2 separate regions of the Mus musculus genome follow, and region 1 is linked to region 2. A link is a loop called in an ENCODE intact Hi-C map of the cell type or tissue named here. Cell type or tissue: heart. All regions are shown on one strand.

Region 1 (8,000 bases), 100 kb before region 2:
ACTCCCTGGCCTCTTAGTGACATTTTAAGGACAATATATTACAGCCGTTCTGTACCGACAGTAGCAGTGGATTATAGTGAATTAGCGTTTCATAGTGCGTATGTTCCTTTAGTGTGAACTACCAACTTGTTGAGTGAATTAAAAAGATGCCTTGGGGGCTGGTGAGATGGCTCAGTGGGTAAGAGCACCCGACTGCTCTTCCAAAGGTCAGGAGTTCAAATCCCAGCAACCACATGGTGGCTCACAACCATCCCTAACGAGGTCTGACTCCCTCTTCTGGAGTGTCTGAGGACAGCTACAGTGTACTTACATATAATAAATAAATAAATTAAAAAAAAAAAAAAAAAAAAAAAGATGCCTTGGGTAGGGAAAATTGTCACCAAGCCTGGCACCAGGCACACACAGAATGCACGTTCATGCAAACAGGCAAAAACATCCACATGTGTAACATGTTTAAAAATGTAAATGATATTTAAAAAAATGAAAATCAAGAACGTCTTTAAATAGAAGAAACAAATTTGAAAAAAAAAATGGTTTATTCTCTGTTGGCGTTCTATAGTAGAGGTATAAATTAGAGTTAGAGCAAGGGAAAGTAGTAGTTTGTGTTTTAGCATTCAAAGGTCAGACTGTAATGTAAGGAGCATGTGTGGTGGGGCGGGGCGTGCGCAGAGGCTGCAGATTGGGAAAGCCCTGATATTCCATCAGAGGAAGACAGGACAGGAGGTATACTGGGCTAAGCAAACTGAAGCACCCTGAGGATATTTCCTTTACATTTATGCCAGAATATCGCGTTGTCCAAAGAGCATGTCAGATATGTCTCTTCCCTTAATCTTCACAACCGGGCTGAGAGGAACCAACTTTCAAAAAAACAGGCAGAGAGCTCTGGGAGGAAAGCCTATAGCTGGGGTGATGGCGCAGCCCTGAAATCCCCGCACTCACAAGGGGAGGGCTAGCCTGGGCCACTCGGCACATTTCCAGGCCAGCTTGGGCTGCAGATTGAGATCCTGTCTCAATAATCAAACGACAAAGGGACAAATAAAAACTGCTTTCAGAAACTGAGATGTTTCCTTGAGTCTACAAAAGTGGTAGGTAAGCTTCGGGCTTCTGTGAACTAAGTCACGTCCTCCTATTGGATTTCCGTGCACTCACTGGTCAGTTTCTTGTGGTGCTGGGGATTGACTTTTGCATCTGAGTCAAGAGCTCTACTGTGTAGCCACGCCCCCAGCCCCTCACTGGGGGATTCTAGGCAAGGGCTCTACTGTGTAGCCACGCCCCCAGCCCCTCACTGGGGGATTCTAGGCAGGGGCTCTACCACTGAGCCATGCCCCCAGCCCCTCACTGGGGGATTCTAGGCAGGGGCTGTACCACTGAGCCACGCCCCCAGCCCCTCACTGGAGGATTCTAGGCAGGGGCGCTACCACTGAGCCACGCCCCCAGCCCCTCACTGGAGGATTCTAGGCAGGGGCTGTACCACTGAGCCACGCCCCCAGCCCCTCACTGGAGGATTCTAGGCAGGGGCTGTACCACTGAGCCACGCCCCCAGCCCCTCACTGGAGGATTCTAGGCAGGGGCTGTACCACTGAGCCACGCCCCCAGCCCCTCACTGGAGGATTCTAGGCAGGGGCTGTACCACTGAGCCACGCCCCCAGCCCCTCACTGGGGGATTCTAGGCAGACACTCTTCTGTTGATCCACACTAACATGTGCTCTACCACTGAGCTATATCTCTAATCTCATGGATCATTTTCAAAGAATGTGCGTGTGTTTTCAAAGTTACTGTGTGTAGTGACCTAGACCATCTATAGTATTCCCTTAGAATCCTCTTTGTGTCTGTGAATCCAGAGTCTCTGTCTCTCTGTCTCTGTCTGTCTGTCTGTCTGTCTGTCTCTCTCTCTCTCTGACAGCTTTGTTTTAATTTTGTGCATATGAGCGTTTTGTCTGCATGTATGTCTGATTACTACATACATGTCTGGTGCACTGCCTCCTCTCCAGGCCAGAAGAGGACATCGGATTCCTTGCAACTGGAGTTACAGACTGTGTGAGCACCATGTGGGAGGTGGGAATTGAACCCCAGTTCCCTGGAAGATCAGCTAGTGCTCTTAGCTTCTTAACTATCTCTCTAGCCACCTCTCAATCTTTCTTTTTTCAATCATTTTGGGGGGGGTTCTTTTGTTTGTATTTTTTGTTTTTTGAGGCAGAGTCTCACTATGTACCCTGGATAGCCTGGAATTCACTGGGTAGACAGAATGGCCGAGAACGCACAGAGATCCACCTGGCTCTGCTGGGATCAAAGGTGTGCACCACAGTACATAGGTCGATTTTAAGACTTCCCAGTCTCTGCAGCAGAGCTGGCTTTCAGTTTCATTGATTTTCCCAGTTGGACTCTGCTCATTCACTAGGACTCTGCCCCTCACCTTTTTATCTCCCTCCTGCTGTTGGATTTGCGTTTATCTGCTTCTGCTTCTGCTAGTTTTGCAGGATGGAAACATTCCCTCCAAAGCCTAGTTTGTGCATTGTTTGTCTTTTACAACTACTCACTGATTTTCTGTGGGTGGGAGCACATGTGGAGGTGAAAGTTCAACTTGCGGGAGTCACTTCTCTCCTTCCATTATGTGAGTCCCGGGAATTGAACTCCAGCCATCAGGTTTGGCTGCAATCACCTGTACCCACTGAACCATCTCCATTTCTGTTTTGTTTTTTTTCTTAATCTAATAAAAAAATGTACTTAATCTATGAGCTGCCTTCAACACGCTGTCTCATCTGTAAATAGGAGAAATAACAGTATCTATTTTGCTATGCCATCCCACAAGATGTCAAAAACCAAACCAAACCAAAACCAGTAACAACAGCAACACAACCAACAATAATAAAAAAACTCTACCCTACCCAAGATTGCCTCTTCCCACCTGGGGTAGTGATGGAGACCTGGATCCCCTTGTCCGTCAATCCACTGTCCCCCAGGGCATTGCTGGCCAACAGCCAGATCCTGTACCGTGTAGAAGGCTTCAGCCCAGTCAGTGTGAAGGTGGTGGCCTGTGCAGGCAGGACATCCATGTAGAGGAATCCTGGGCTCTCGAGGGCCTCATACCTGCATGGCGAGAACAGTCAGCTCAGCCAGGCGTCCATCTCTGTGGTTCGCCCCACTTCACCAGCCTTGGCGGAGGCCTCACCTGATTTGGAACCTCTGAGGCAGACCCCCATCAAAGCCAGGTTTCCACTCCAGTCCTACCGAGTGAGGGCTCACGCTCACAACCTTCAGCCCCAGTGGAGGGTCAGGACGGCCTTGGGGGAGAAGGGATGGAGAGTCAGGGGATGCAAAAGGAGTCTAGAACTTTCCTGTCGGAGTCTCCTGAGAACAGTGGTTGGTTCTCTCTATTCACAGTGGCTGTGCTCAATGAGTTCTTCTCAGTGGCTAATAGCAAGAGCTGCTCTTCCAGAGGACCAAGGTTCAGTTCCCAGCACCCACACGCAGCTCACAACCTGTGGGTATCTGGCACATGAGCAGTTCACAGATACACATGTATGTACAGCACTCATTCACTAGAAAGTGGTTTTAAGTTCACCTGGAGCCCTGGCTCTGAGAAACGCAAGGCTTGCTTCTGGTGAAGTGCTGGTGCGGCCAGTCCTCACCACGGCATTCTCTCCCAACACTGTTTGCTTGTTTGAGACAGGGCCTCTCTGTGGAGCCAGGCTGGCCTGGAACTCACAGACATCTGCCTGCCTCTGTCTCCCCAGGGCTGGGGCTAAATATTTTATGTATTTATTTGTTTGTGTGCACATGATTTGTGGAGGTCAGAGTAAAGCTTGAGGGAATCAACTCTCTTCTTTCATCATGAAGGTTCCAGGGATGGAACTCAGGTCTGAAGCCTGGAGCTATCTCATTGGACCAACTGATTTTTAAACTCCATCTATCTATCTATCTATCCATCCTTCCATTCATCTGTGTGTCTATCGTTTGTCTGTACATCCATCTATCTACTATCTATCTATCTATCTATCTATCTATCTATCTATCTATCTATCTATCTATCCATCCATCCATCCATCCATCCATTTATATGTCTGTCCACTATCTTATCTATCTATCTATCTATCTATCTATCTATCTATCTATCTATCTATCTATCTATCATCTATCTATCTATCATCTATCTATCTATCTATAGACATGTTTCTTCAGGTTAGCCTAGATCATTTTGATCCTCTGGCTGCATCCTCCCAGCTGCTGAGATGACAGGCATGTGCCACCCAGCTGCTGAGGTGACAGGCATGTGCCACCCATACATTTTTGCTTTAAACATATTTCTGTTTTTTTTTTTAACAAGCCACCTTATTTAATAGATGTTGCTGATTCACTAACATTGAAAACATGGCCGGCAGGAGGAGGCTGACAATATGGTTTAGTGGGGTAGAGTGCTCACTTAGTATACACAAATGCCTGGGTTTGATCCCGGCCCCTCCTGAGCCCAGCATGGTGACAGACACCTGCCATCCTGGTTGCAGAGGTAGAACAGGAGGACCTGGAACTCAAGGCCAGTCTGAGCCTGTGGGACCGCCATCACTCTGACTTGCCCTTCAGCAAAGTTTACTCAACACAGACAAATTCTTCCTTGAGGTGTATCATAACATTCTCCCCTTTTTTTTCTTTTAAAGATTTACTTGTTTTGGGCTGGAGAGATGGCTCAGTGGTTAAGAGCACTGACTGCTCTTCCAAAGGTCCTGAGTTCAATTCCCAGCAACCACATGATGGCTCGTAACCATCTGTAATGGGATCCGTTGCCCTCTTCTGGTGTGTCTGAAGAAGGCTACAGTGTACTCATAAACATAGAATAAAAGAATAATTCTTTTAAAAAAGATTTACTTGTCTTTTGCTTTATGTTTGTGGATGTTTTGCCTGCATGTATGTGCACCAAATGCATGCAGTGCCTGTGGAAACCTGAAGGGGGCAGCAGATCCCTGGGAATTAGACTCACGCATGCCTGTGAGCTCACGCCCAGTGCCTGCCAGAAACTGATCTCCAGACCTCTGCAAGAGCAGCCAGGGCTCAGCCATCTCTACAGCCCCTATAAACTTCTTGAACTTAGGAACGTGACAGAGCATTTTAGCCTTCTGTTTGGGGACTACTTAGAATTACAAAAATAACAACAAATGAGAATCAAAAAATCCACAGTCCTAAGTAAGTCACAGAAAGGACACTTATTTACAGCGTGACCCTAGGACAGCAGGGCAGAATGTCACTGGGTTCACCATCAATATGAACATGCCCTTTAGTGGACTCACATTACATCTCTCTTTGGTACATGGCTTTTCACGACCACAAAAGTCCCATGCGTGTGGGGGGGGGGCATGGTGGTGCACACCTTAAATACAAGTGAATGGGAGGCAGAGGCAGGTGGATCTCTGTGAGTCTGAGTATAGCCTTGGCTACATAGTGAGTTCCAGGCCAGCCAAGGCTACATAGTGAGACTCTAATTAAAAAAATAAGACAAAAACAAAAAGGGTTCACACACAGACACACAGACAGACAGACAGACAGACAGACAGACACACACACACACACACGCACACGCACACACGCTTTTGCCCCATCCTCACATCCTTAGTAATGACACCCTGAATAACATTCCCAACCACACTCTCAAGCCATGTGCTTCTAATAGAAATGGTCTCACTCCTAGTAGGAGGGACATGTGACAAAACCATGCCAATCGCTACGAAATGGAAGTGAGGCCATTGAGATACAAATGCAATATTTCCACACAGTCATTAGAAGAAAAAGAGCTGAATTCCCAGGCTAAGGGATAGGTCAGTAATAGGGAACGGACCCAACATACACAAGGCTCTGGATCTGACATCCTGAAACCCCCTCCCCTTCCCAGCCCCAGAAAAAAAACCCAGCTAGGCCTGGTGGTTCTCAACTGTAACCCAGCCCTTTGGAGATTAAGGCTGAAGGGTCACCATTTTGAGGCAGGTTTGGCTACGGAGCAAGTCTGAGGTTAGCCTAGGCTATATAGTAAATCTGAGGTTATCCTGGGTTATATAGCAAGACCTTGTTCTAACAAAACAAAACTCCATTCCTATACATTAACACCTCTCAGCTATCAGAAACACTTCCTGGCTTTGGGCAACCAGGATCTTGGCAGGTGACCCAAGTACCTGACCCCCACCATCCTCCCAGCCACAGGTGACCCAAGGACCTGACCCCCACCATCCTCCCAGCCACAGGTGACCCAAGGACCTGACCCCGCCATCCTCCCAGTCATAGTTGACCCAAGGACCTGACCCCCTGCATCCTCCCAGCTGTTCCCATCGTACTGATGCTGACGAGCTGGATGTTGGTGTGGTCTGAACCAAGGGCATTGGTGGCTGTGCATTTGAAGAGGGCATAGTCCTGGGCTGCAGACACATTAGCAATGGTCAGGAGGCTGCTGTGGACCACACCCTGGTGGTACTTGTGCTCTGTGTACCTGGAGAGGGGGCACAATAGGTCTCAGAAAGGGAAACCAAGGCTGGATAAGTGGGCCGGAGTGAGAACTGAGTAAACTCAGGTTCACCTGGGGTCTTGGAGATCCAGAGGGACCCCATTTTTGGTCCAAGTGAAGTCGATGTTGGGGACCCCCCGGGCACGGCAGTGGAGTGTGGCTGAGCTGGTGCTGTCCCCAGCAGCAGCCACTTTCGTCAGGGGAGTAGGATGATCCACCTGGGGGGCAACTGGGATGGGTTGAAGGATCACCATGATGCCGAGTGCTGATGCGTGTGAGAGCAGTGGGTTATGGGCAGACCTCGAAGTTACCCACATCGGACAACAAGACGAACCAGTCCTCTGGCTGCGGGAGCCACCCCGTTGTCCACGATGCACTGGTAAGCGCCAGCCTGGGACAGCTTGGCCTGGCGAATCCGCAGACGCCCTGTGGATCCCTTTGACATCTTCTCCATGTCGTCCAGGTTCAGTTCCTCCTCGTCTTCCCCCTAGCATCCCAAGACACAGGAGCTTGTCCCCAAGTCTGTCCTCAGATCAACCCTCAAACTGTGTCTCATCTGTCCCTTCAACCCTCTTCCACAAAGGTAAGGAAGTGGGACTGTTTCTTGTTATCCATCCAACCATTGATTTAATCCATCCATTCATCCACCCGTCCAGTCAATCACCCATCCCTAATGTCTGTCTAAACATTCATGCATGAAGCCAGGATGGTAGCACTGGTTCATCTAGCCATCTGTAGACTGCAGCTTAGTGGTAAAGCCCTGGACATCTCAGGCACACACACACACACACACACACACACACACACACACACACACACAAGCTGAGCTGCATGTAATGGTCCATATGCACTTGGAAGGAAGAGGCTAGAGAATCCCAAGTTCAGAGCCAACCTGGGCTACATAGCAAGTTCTAGGCTAGCTTAGACTACAGGTGAAAATCCTCTCTCAAATATAAATGTCCTAGAATGGTGGCACAGGCCCGTCATCCAAGTTCTTGGACCTTGGAGTGAGAAAGGTCAAAAGTGAGTCAAAACCTAGGGCAGTCTCTGCCACAAAGCATGCTTAGGGCCAGCATAGGTTATACCACTAGTGGGTCTCAACCTGTGGGTCACAACCACTCTGGGGACGAGGTCAAATGACCTTGTCACAGGGTCTCATACCTGACATCCTGCATATCACATACTTGCATTGTGATTCACAACAGTAGCAAAATAACACTTATGAAGTAGTAATAAAATAATTTTATGATCTGATAAAATGGACCAGTCCTCTGGTCATGGGAGATGCCCCACTGTCTACAACGCACTGGTAAGCGCCAGCCTGGAACTGTATTAGAACCATGAAGAACTGTATTAAAGGGTCACAGCACTAGGAAGGTTGAGAACCCTGCATCAAACCCTCTCTCAAAAACAACAGGAGCTGGAGCAATGGTCCAGAAGTTAAGAGCACTGGCTGCTCTTCAGAGGACCCGGGTTCAATTCCCAGCAACCACATGCCAGCTTACAGATGTCTGTAATT
Region 2 (8,000 bases):
CCAGGACCCACACAGTGAATAAAGACAGTGGAAGTGGTTCAGGCAGTGGCACACACACACACATGCACACACCCAGACTCATACACACACACACACACACACACACACACACACACACACACACACACACACGGTTTTAAAGCACAAAAGAAACAGACGAAGTTAACTTAAATTATCTTTCCCTTGTCTTTGATTACTTAGTTAATCATTCACAAATCAAGGAGGGCACGGTGGCTTGTACCCAGAGCCCCAGCACTTGGATGTTAGAGGCAGGGGCATGAAGAGTTCAAGGCTATCTTTGGCTGCATAAAGAAATTGAAGCCATCCTGGGCTACATGAGCTCTACCACATATTTTATCATTGACATATCACGCTGCTATCAGTTCAACACGTCATCTACATTTTAAGTGATTAAGACTTTTTTTTTTCACTCTGTTTGTCATACTAAGTCTTTAAGATCCGGGCTACATTTTGTCCTGGGAGCACATCTCAGTGAGGACCCAAGAGTCACCAGTGTGTGAGGCTGGAGAGACGGAAGAGGTAATTGTGGCAGCATGAGAAGGAAAAGAAGCTGCTTATCCTGGAGCCTGGTGGAGGCCTCTCTGCCGGCCGAGAAGCAAGAGCGTCACCGCACTAACATTTGCTGTGAAAGTTCCACTATGCAGATAATATTGTTTTCTGTGTCAAACCAGCAATGGCCCAGGCTTCAGGCCTAAATGCGCGTGATCTCGGGAAGGGGCGTACTTTCTCTCCTGCACATCTTTCAGGACTCTCACGAACAGTGCTATGAAATTTGTTTACACCGAAGCTATCCTAGCTTCCCGTATCCCTGACATCTAGAATTTACCTTATCGGTTGTAATTCTGCCAGGTGCCTCTTGGGAGCCACCCTTAGCGACTCTTTAGAGATAACTTCCATTGTCACCAAAGTCCTGTATGTGGCCATTGTAAAGATGGTGACATGAGACTCATCTTTGGAAAGCTCATGCCCCTGCCGTCAGGTAGGCCTCACTTCGTGCTAGAACACCTTTCTTTCTCTTCACCTCTATTTTAAAATATATATTTTTAAAAAGTTTTAAACAAACTCCACCTCTATTTTATACTGGCCTACCCTGAAATTCTTTTTAGTGACAAAACCAAAGACCCAGTTTTCCCAGAGTCGGGGTCCCTGAACCACTAAGGGAGCTCTTCAGGCTGCTTTAAGGAACAACATGGAGCCATTTCTCCGTCTTCATCTCCGGTTACCATGTGGACTGCATCCAGCAAGTCCAGCATCTGCTATCATAACAGGACCAATGAGCTGAAGATGGAGAGTCGCTCCCCTCCGGAGTGACAAGGATGAACATTAGCAATGAAAAGTTTAAATTGCGGGGGCGGGGGGTGGGTCCTCGAGGGCAGACCAGTAGGTAAAGTATTTGCCATGCGGGTGTGAGAACCAGGACCCATGTCAAGCTGAATGTGGTAGTGTTTGTTTGCAATCCCCTGTGCTCCTCTGAATAGGCTGGTAGAGACAGGAAAAACCCTGGGAGCTAGTATGCCATCTAGTCTGGCATACTCATTAGCAAAAAGAAAACAAACAAACCTAACCTCCCAAACCAGAGAGAGGTCACTTCAAGCTAAGTCGAAAGTGAAGACCAATTCCCGAGGTTATCTTCTGGCATCCACGTGTGTACCCTGGCACATGTGCACACACGCATGCACACACAAAGACATTCGTTTCTGTAAAACGAAAAGGAAAGAAGGAGGGGGAACAGGAAAGGTTTCCTTTCTAAAGTCTCACTGTAGTTTTATAACAACCAGGCTAACAAGACTCAAAGCCAACACTGACACTATTAACATTACAGAAAAAGGCTGGGTGGCAGTGGCACACACCTTTAGTGCCAGCGCTCCGGAGTCAGAACAGGCCTTTAATCCCAGAGCATGGGAGGCAGAAGCAAGTGGATCTCTGTGAGTCTGAGGCCAGCCTGGTCTACAGAGCAAGCTTCAGGACAGCCAGAGCTGTTACACCAAGAAATTCTATCTTGGAGGGGGCGGGGACAACAAAAAAAGAAACCCATCAAATTGGACACAGATGAGAGGGAGGGGACACTTATAGAATAAAAGACACAAAGAAACTCCCAACAAATAAAATGTACAGACTCTGGGGGGTTTTTTGTTTGTTCTGTTGTTGTTGTTTTGGTTTTTCGAGACAGGGTTTCTCTGTGTATCCTGGAACTCACTCTGTAGACCCGGCTGGCCTCGAACTCAGAAATCCACCTACCTCTGCCTCCCAAGTGCTGGGATTAAAGGTGTGTGCCACCACTGCCCGGCTGGATTATAATCTGAACAAACCAAGAATTGATAGTTTATAAAAACAATCAGAGATATTGTTAGTTTTATATGTGCTGGCTTTTTTTTTTAAGAACTCAGTGTTTTAGAGATACGTATTTATAGATGAAATTATAGGCTGTCTGGGATTTGCTTTAAACTAATTGGTTGGGGGAGGCGGAATAAATAAAACAAGATTGGCCATATGTTGATAATAATTGAGGCTGGGAGATGGGAACTTGGAGGATCGTTATATAATTCTATTTTTGTGAATAGCTAAACATTACCATAATAGGGTTTTAAAGTGGGGAGGCATGGTTGGAAAGAAAAAGAAAAGAAAGGAAAGATTTTTGTTTTGTTTTTCGTTTTTCTTACTTAGCCACGGCTCTCAGAGAAAAGACTCCCTAGCCAACATGGGACAGTTTAAACACAGGAGAGAAAGCTGGCTAAAGGGGTATTTGCAATGGTGCAAAATGCTGGTCTCTTTATTTGCTCCAGTAAGGAATGCCTTAGACTCTCCAGACTAATCAGCAATTTTGACATCTGCGATTCCTAAACCAGTACTCCGGTCTAATTTTACCGCTAAGGTCCAGTGGGATCAGCAGGCCTCTTGCGCAGCGCCACCCTCTTGGGCAAGGTGCTCGCTCAGTCTCCACATCCCCCAACCATACCCGTACATCCCATGCCTCACCCGCTCTGTGCATTTAGTGAGGCGAGCACTAAAGGGGCGAAACCAGAACAAGGTGAGGCCGAGGGTGTCTGTGATGCCTTCTGGGAAATGTAGTTCTTCCTCCACGCGGGAGCCGACACTTATCTGATAAGCAAGACTACATGTCCTACAATGCGCCGCGCTCACGGCAGCCCCATGGTGTGTTGCTGCCTCCCGGTGGCAGCTAGTTGTTAGGACCGTTAGGACCACGTTTGAAAATTCAGAAGACAGCAGTAGGGGCGGGGACAATGTTGGGAATGCAGAGTCCTCCAGGAACCTCTGGGAAGCCAGTACAGAGATGAGGCTGCGAGACCTGAGCCAAGAAAGGGTTGTAGTAATGAAATTGGAGGAGAGCCCGGTATGAGGATTAAATGAAACCAGGACAGCAACTGTTGGCTGTATGGTTGGTTATTACAGAATAAGCACTTTTCATGTGGCAAAGAACTGCTTCAGAGCTTTACACGTATTAGCTAATTTAATCCTCTCAACGGTCATTCGAGCTATTATCAAACCCTTTTACAGGAGTGAAATTGAGGTCTAGAGAAGAGGCCAGAGACATTCAGCTCGTCTGTGACAGAGCTGGGATTTGAACCCAGGCTGTCAGGCTTCAAAGTCTGTGTCCTTTTGACTACGAATATCTTACTGTCCTTTTGAGCTATTTAAAAATAAAATTATGGTGTGTGTGTGTGTGCACGCGCGCAGGATCCCCCTGTATCTGTCTCCCTAGCCCTGGAATTACCTGTGTAGTAGAATCCGAACTCAGCTCCACATGCATGCATAGCAAGTTCTTTACTCACTGAGCCATCTCCCCAGACCATTTTTAAATTATCTTGAGGTTGTCATTGGCACGAATTGACTCAAAATGGCCATTAGCTTATGAATCTCTGAGTTGGGGATTATCAATGCTCTTCCTTTCCAAATGTAGGACTTAGCCCCATCCCAAGGACAAAGTTTACAACCAACCTACATTTATAATTAGCACATGAATCCACACAGGTTCTATCCATACAAATCAGATGTCTGATTAGCGTTGGATCAGCGGTGGTTTGTGTTGGGAGCTGGAGTCATTATGATTCCATAAGCACACAGATCTGTACACAGACGCTCCTTTGCCTAGAAGCTGATTCTCTTTTGGTCTAGGTGGATTCATCCCATACAGCTTTTATCACGTCCCTGAAGCCCATCACTGTTATCATCAACAGGAAGGCCTTTCCTGATGGAATGCTTATGAGGAGTGTGGTACCTGTTTACCATCATCCCTCAGCGTTACCCTAAAGACTAGTAATGGCTAATCGCCATCATCAACTTGACTGCATTTGGAAGCCCCTGGGAGATTGGTGAAACACACTTCAGAGTGTGTCCATAAAAGCATCTTCAGAGAGAAGTGGCGGGTATTCAAGTTATCCCAAATTGAGAGCATCATTCCACAGGCTAGGAGGCCATAAAAAAGAACCAAGGTCCCAGCATTCCCCTGTTCCAGGTCACCTTCCACAAGCGCTATTCTGATCTGTCCTCTCTGTCATGGTGAACTGGACCCGCTGAAACCAAGACTCAAAATAAGTCATTCCCCCTCAAGTCCTTTCTGTACAGCGTTTTGTCACAGTGCTGGGAAACCTGCAACTAACATACCTACAAGTCAAGGCTGGCTCACTTTGTCCTCCAAGGGATCAAGTTTGAGGTCATGTACTCCAAAGGCAGATGGATAGTGAGGGTGGAACTGGAAACTTCTCCCTGGAGCAGGACTTGATTTAGCAGATGAAGGGAGATTCCCCAGCCCACTGGGGTCTGGGGATGTTTAGTGGTACCTCATGCTCTGCTTATAGACCGTGGCTGGGGTGGGGGGGGCGGGGGGGGGAGCTGGGAACAGTCTCAACTCCTTTTGTATCTCAGATAACTGTGTGACCAGTTCTCTGCAGTAAAATGTGGGCAGGAGGACAGTAGATCCCCTCTGGACAACTTGAAGAAACCAGCAACTCTCCATCCTACCCCCTCCCACCTGCCAGGTGAAACCAATCATCCTGAGCCCCAGGATATAGTAGGGTCACAATATGAATGAGTGTGGTGTGTGAGTCACCAAATGGAGGACACCAGAACACTTGTAAGAAACAAAATACGAGGGCTCAAGAGATGACTCGGGGGTCAAGAGCACTAGCTGCTCTTCCAGAGCTCCTGAGTTCAATTCCCAACACCCACATGGTGGCTCACAACCATCTGTAATGGTATCCAATGCCCTCTTCTAGTGTGTCTGAAGACAGCTACAGCGTACTCATATAAATAAAATAAATAAACCTAAAAAAATAAAAGAAACAAATTATGGCACTGGTGAGATTGGTGCAGCAGGTAGCATTTGTTGAGCAAGACTGATGGCCCAAGTTCAAACCCCAGTCCCTAATAATGGTAGACAGGGCAGCTAGATTTAACTCAGTGATAGAAGGATTGCCTGCTTGGGCTGAGCCCTGGGTTCCATCTCCAATACCACCAAAAGAAAAATGAAAATTTTCTAGGCATGGCAGTGCACATTTTTAATCCCAGTACTCAGGCAGCTGTATATCTATCTCTATGAGTTGCAGGCCAGCCTGGGCTACACTCTGAGTTCCGGGGCAGCCAGAGCTACATAATAAGACCCTGAATCAAAAGAAAAAAGCAGCTGGGATGAGAGAACCAATTCCAGAAAGTTGTTCTCTGACCTCTACGCAGGCACCAAACCATGTGTGCCCCTCCCCCCCCACTCCCCACGTGTTCACATACACAATAGTAAGTAAAGTTTAGGAAATAATAAAAGAAACACGATGTTGTATAAAGTCAGTGGAATCCAGGAAGCTGTGTTACAGCAGCTAGCATTGCGCTAATACACTGACTTTTCCCATGTGGGCCTCTGGTATCCATAAATCTTGAGTCACTGTGCTAAATGAGCCTCAGATCTCCATTGTGATATTCTGTGACGCTCCCTGCCCTCGGGGACCGGGGACCGTTAGCTGCTGTTGGTCCAGGAAGCAAAGGGAACAGAGACAAAGGGGGACGGTTGGATGGGGGTCGGGGGTTGGAAGCCCCATCAGTGCATGCGATGAATGATCATACCAGGACCAGCTTTGGGGAGTCAGATCAACTTTACTTGGGGTGATTCAAGACTTTGGGGGACTGGGAGTAGGAACATCCAGGATGGGCAAAGGTCACTGGCTGAGGGCTTGGGGTACTGAAATGTCTCATTAGCATGGCGAAGCATTTCAGGAATCTCAGGTGCCAGCTGAACATGTTCTCATTAGGAGAAAAGAAGTCGGTCCTGTAACCTAAGGCCACATGACATTCTGCAGGTAGAAGGTTTTGAACTCCCCAGACAAGGTCAGAGAAGGAAAAGTCCTGCCAATGAAGGAAGTCCTCCATGTTGTGTGCTGAGCCCAGAGGCTCTCCGGCCAGTAGTAGATTTGGACATTAATTAGCAGAATTTCCCCACAATATTCAGGTTTTCATGCGATAGGTCTCTGCCAAAGAGAGTGTGTGTGTGCTTGCTAGTTAACAGGTGACAACAGAGAGCTGGAGAGATGACTCAGCGGGTAAGAGCACTGGCTGCTCTTCCAGAGGACGGGGGTTCAATTCCCAGCAGCACCTGTATAGCAGCTCACAAGTGTCTCTAAGTTCAGTTCCAGGGGATCCAACACCCTCACAGAGACATACAAAACACCAATGCACATAAAATTTTTTAAAAAGTCATTTAAAAGTAAGAAAAAAATCTTTTTATAAAAAGAAATGATAGGGTATTTTCCTTTGTTCTTTGCACAAATGCGAACGTTTCTCCCACGTGCTTGTAGAAGGCGCCTTTCCTGTTACCAGCTGGAGCCACTGAAACTGCACCCGATGACTGTTTGCATCCTTTACCCTTGGGGGGGCTGAACCTCATACACTGGGTTTTTTGCCTTCCTGTGGAAAATGGCACTTGCCTAGGACCCCTTAGTCTGAGTTAGGGTGGCCAGCATCGGGGAGAGGAGAGCCCACCTTCTTCCTCTCTCTTCTCACTCCATTGTGAAGGTGAACCTTCAGGCTCCATCTTGTAAATAAATCTCTAGTGGCCACTCTAGACTCACGATGATTTCATTACAGTGAAGCCCGCTGGCTGGTCTTGGGTGGGTAGGTACTAGTTGAGACATAGGAGGACAAGAACCTTATTTATCCTCTTTTCCCTAAAACCCCTGACGCAGAATGAGCCATGTGTGAATGAATGAGCATATATGCATGTGTATACTCAGCCTTGTGAGTATTTAGGGTCTGTTATTGTAGCTGTTAAGATTTACATATTGGAAGCTGGGGAGATGGCTCAGTGGTTACGACCACTAACTGCTCTTCCAGAGGTCCTGAGTTCAATTCCCAGCAACCACATGGTGGCTCACAGCCATCTGTAATGGCATCTGATGCTGTCTTCTGGCCTGTAGGTGTACATAGAGCACTCATATACATAAAATAAATATATATATATTTTTTTTATTGACCAGGTAGAGGTGGCACATGCCTCTAACCCTAGCTTTTGGGAGGCAGAAACAGATAGATGTCTATGAGTTTGAAGTCAGCCTGGTCTACAGAGTGAATTCAAGGCCAGCCAGAGATAGAGAGAAAAACCCTGTCTCAAAACAAAACAAATTAAAAAAAAACAAATAAAAAAATCACAAGACCAAATAAAACAAAATTAATATTTATTTATTGTTGTTTTCGTGTGTGTGTGTGTGTGTGTGTGTGTGTGTGTGTGTGTGCATGCAAGTGACTGAGGAGGCCAGAAGAGGGAGTCAGATTTCTTCAAGTTGTAGTTTCAGGTGGTTGTAAGCCACTCAATGTGGGTGCTGGTGACTGACCCTCAATCCTCTAGAAGAGCAGCGAGCATTTTAAACTCTGCTGCTACGTCTTCAACATTATTTTGTAAGTCTCATATAGCCTGGACTGGTCTTGAATTAGTGACCAGGATGTTGAACCTGTTCTAGCTGCCTCTACCTCCCAAGCGC

What was found. Peaks named below come from ENCODE experiments on the same cell type or tissue, not always from the same donor. Only the 100,000 strongest peaks of a DNase experiment are listed, where the experiment ranks them.
Region 1: it touches region 2 in a loop (6-fold over the local background); 9 of 42 quality-filtered maps call a loop at or near these places.

What each region holds. Positions count from the first base shown.
Region 1 is chr7:30,469,558-30,477,557 of GRCm38, reverse strand. It overlaps Nphs1 (nephrosis 1, nephrin), which reads right to left. Exons shown (of 30, transcript NM_019459.2): 18 at 6,797-6,968; 19 at 6,554-6,710; 20 at 6,315-6,466; 21 at 3,170-3,281; 22 at 2,906-3,087. Among named protein-coding and RNA genes, the nearest start is that of Nphs1os, 8.0 kb to the right of the region's middle. In heart, a CTCF peak has its summit at 4,920 (motif pointing right); no DNase peak of the experiment used is centred here; H3K4me3 peaks cover 33 bases; H3K27me3 peaks cover 2,081 bases.
Region 2 is chr7:30,368,844-30,376,843 of GRCm38, reverse strand. No RefSeq gene overlaps it. Among named protein-coding and RNA genes, the nearest start is that of Lrfn3, 10 kb to the right of the region's middle. In heart, a CTCF peak has its summit at 3,186 (motif pointing left); a DNase peak (open chromatin) is centred at 3,113; H3K4me3 peaks cover 733 bases; H3K27ac peaks cover 526 bases; H3K27me3 peaks cover 324 bases.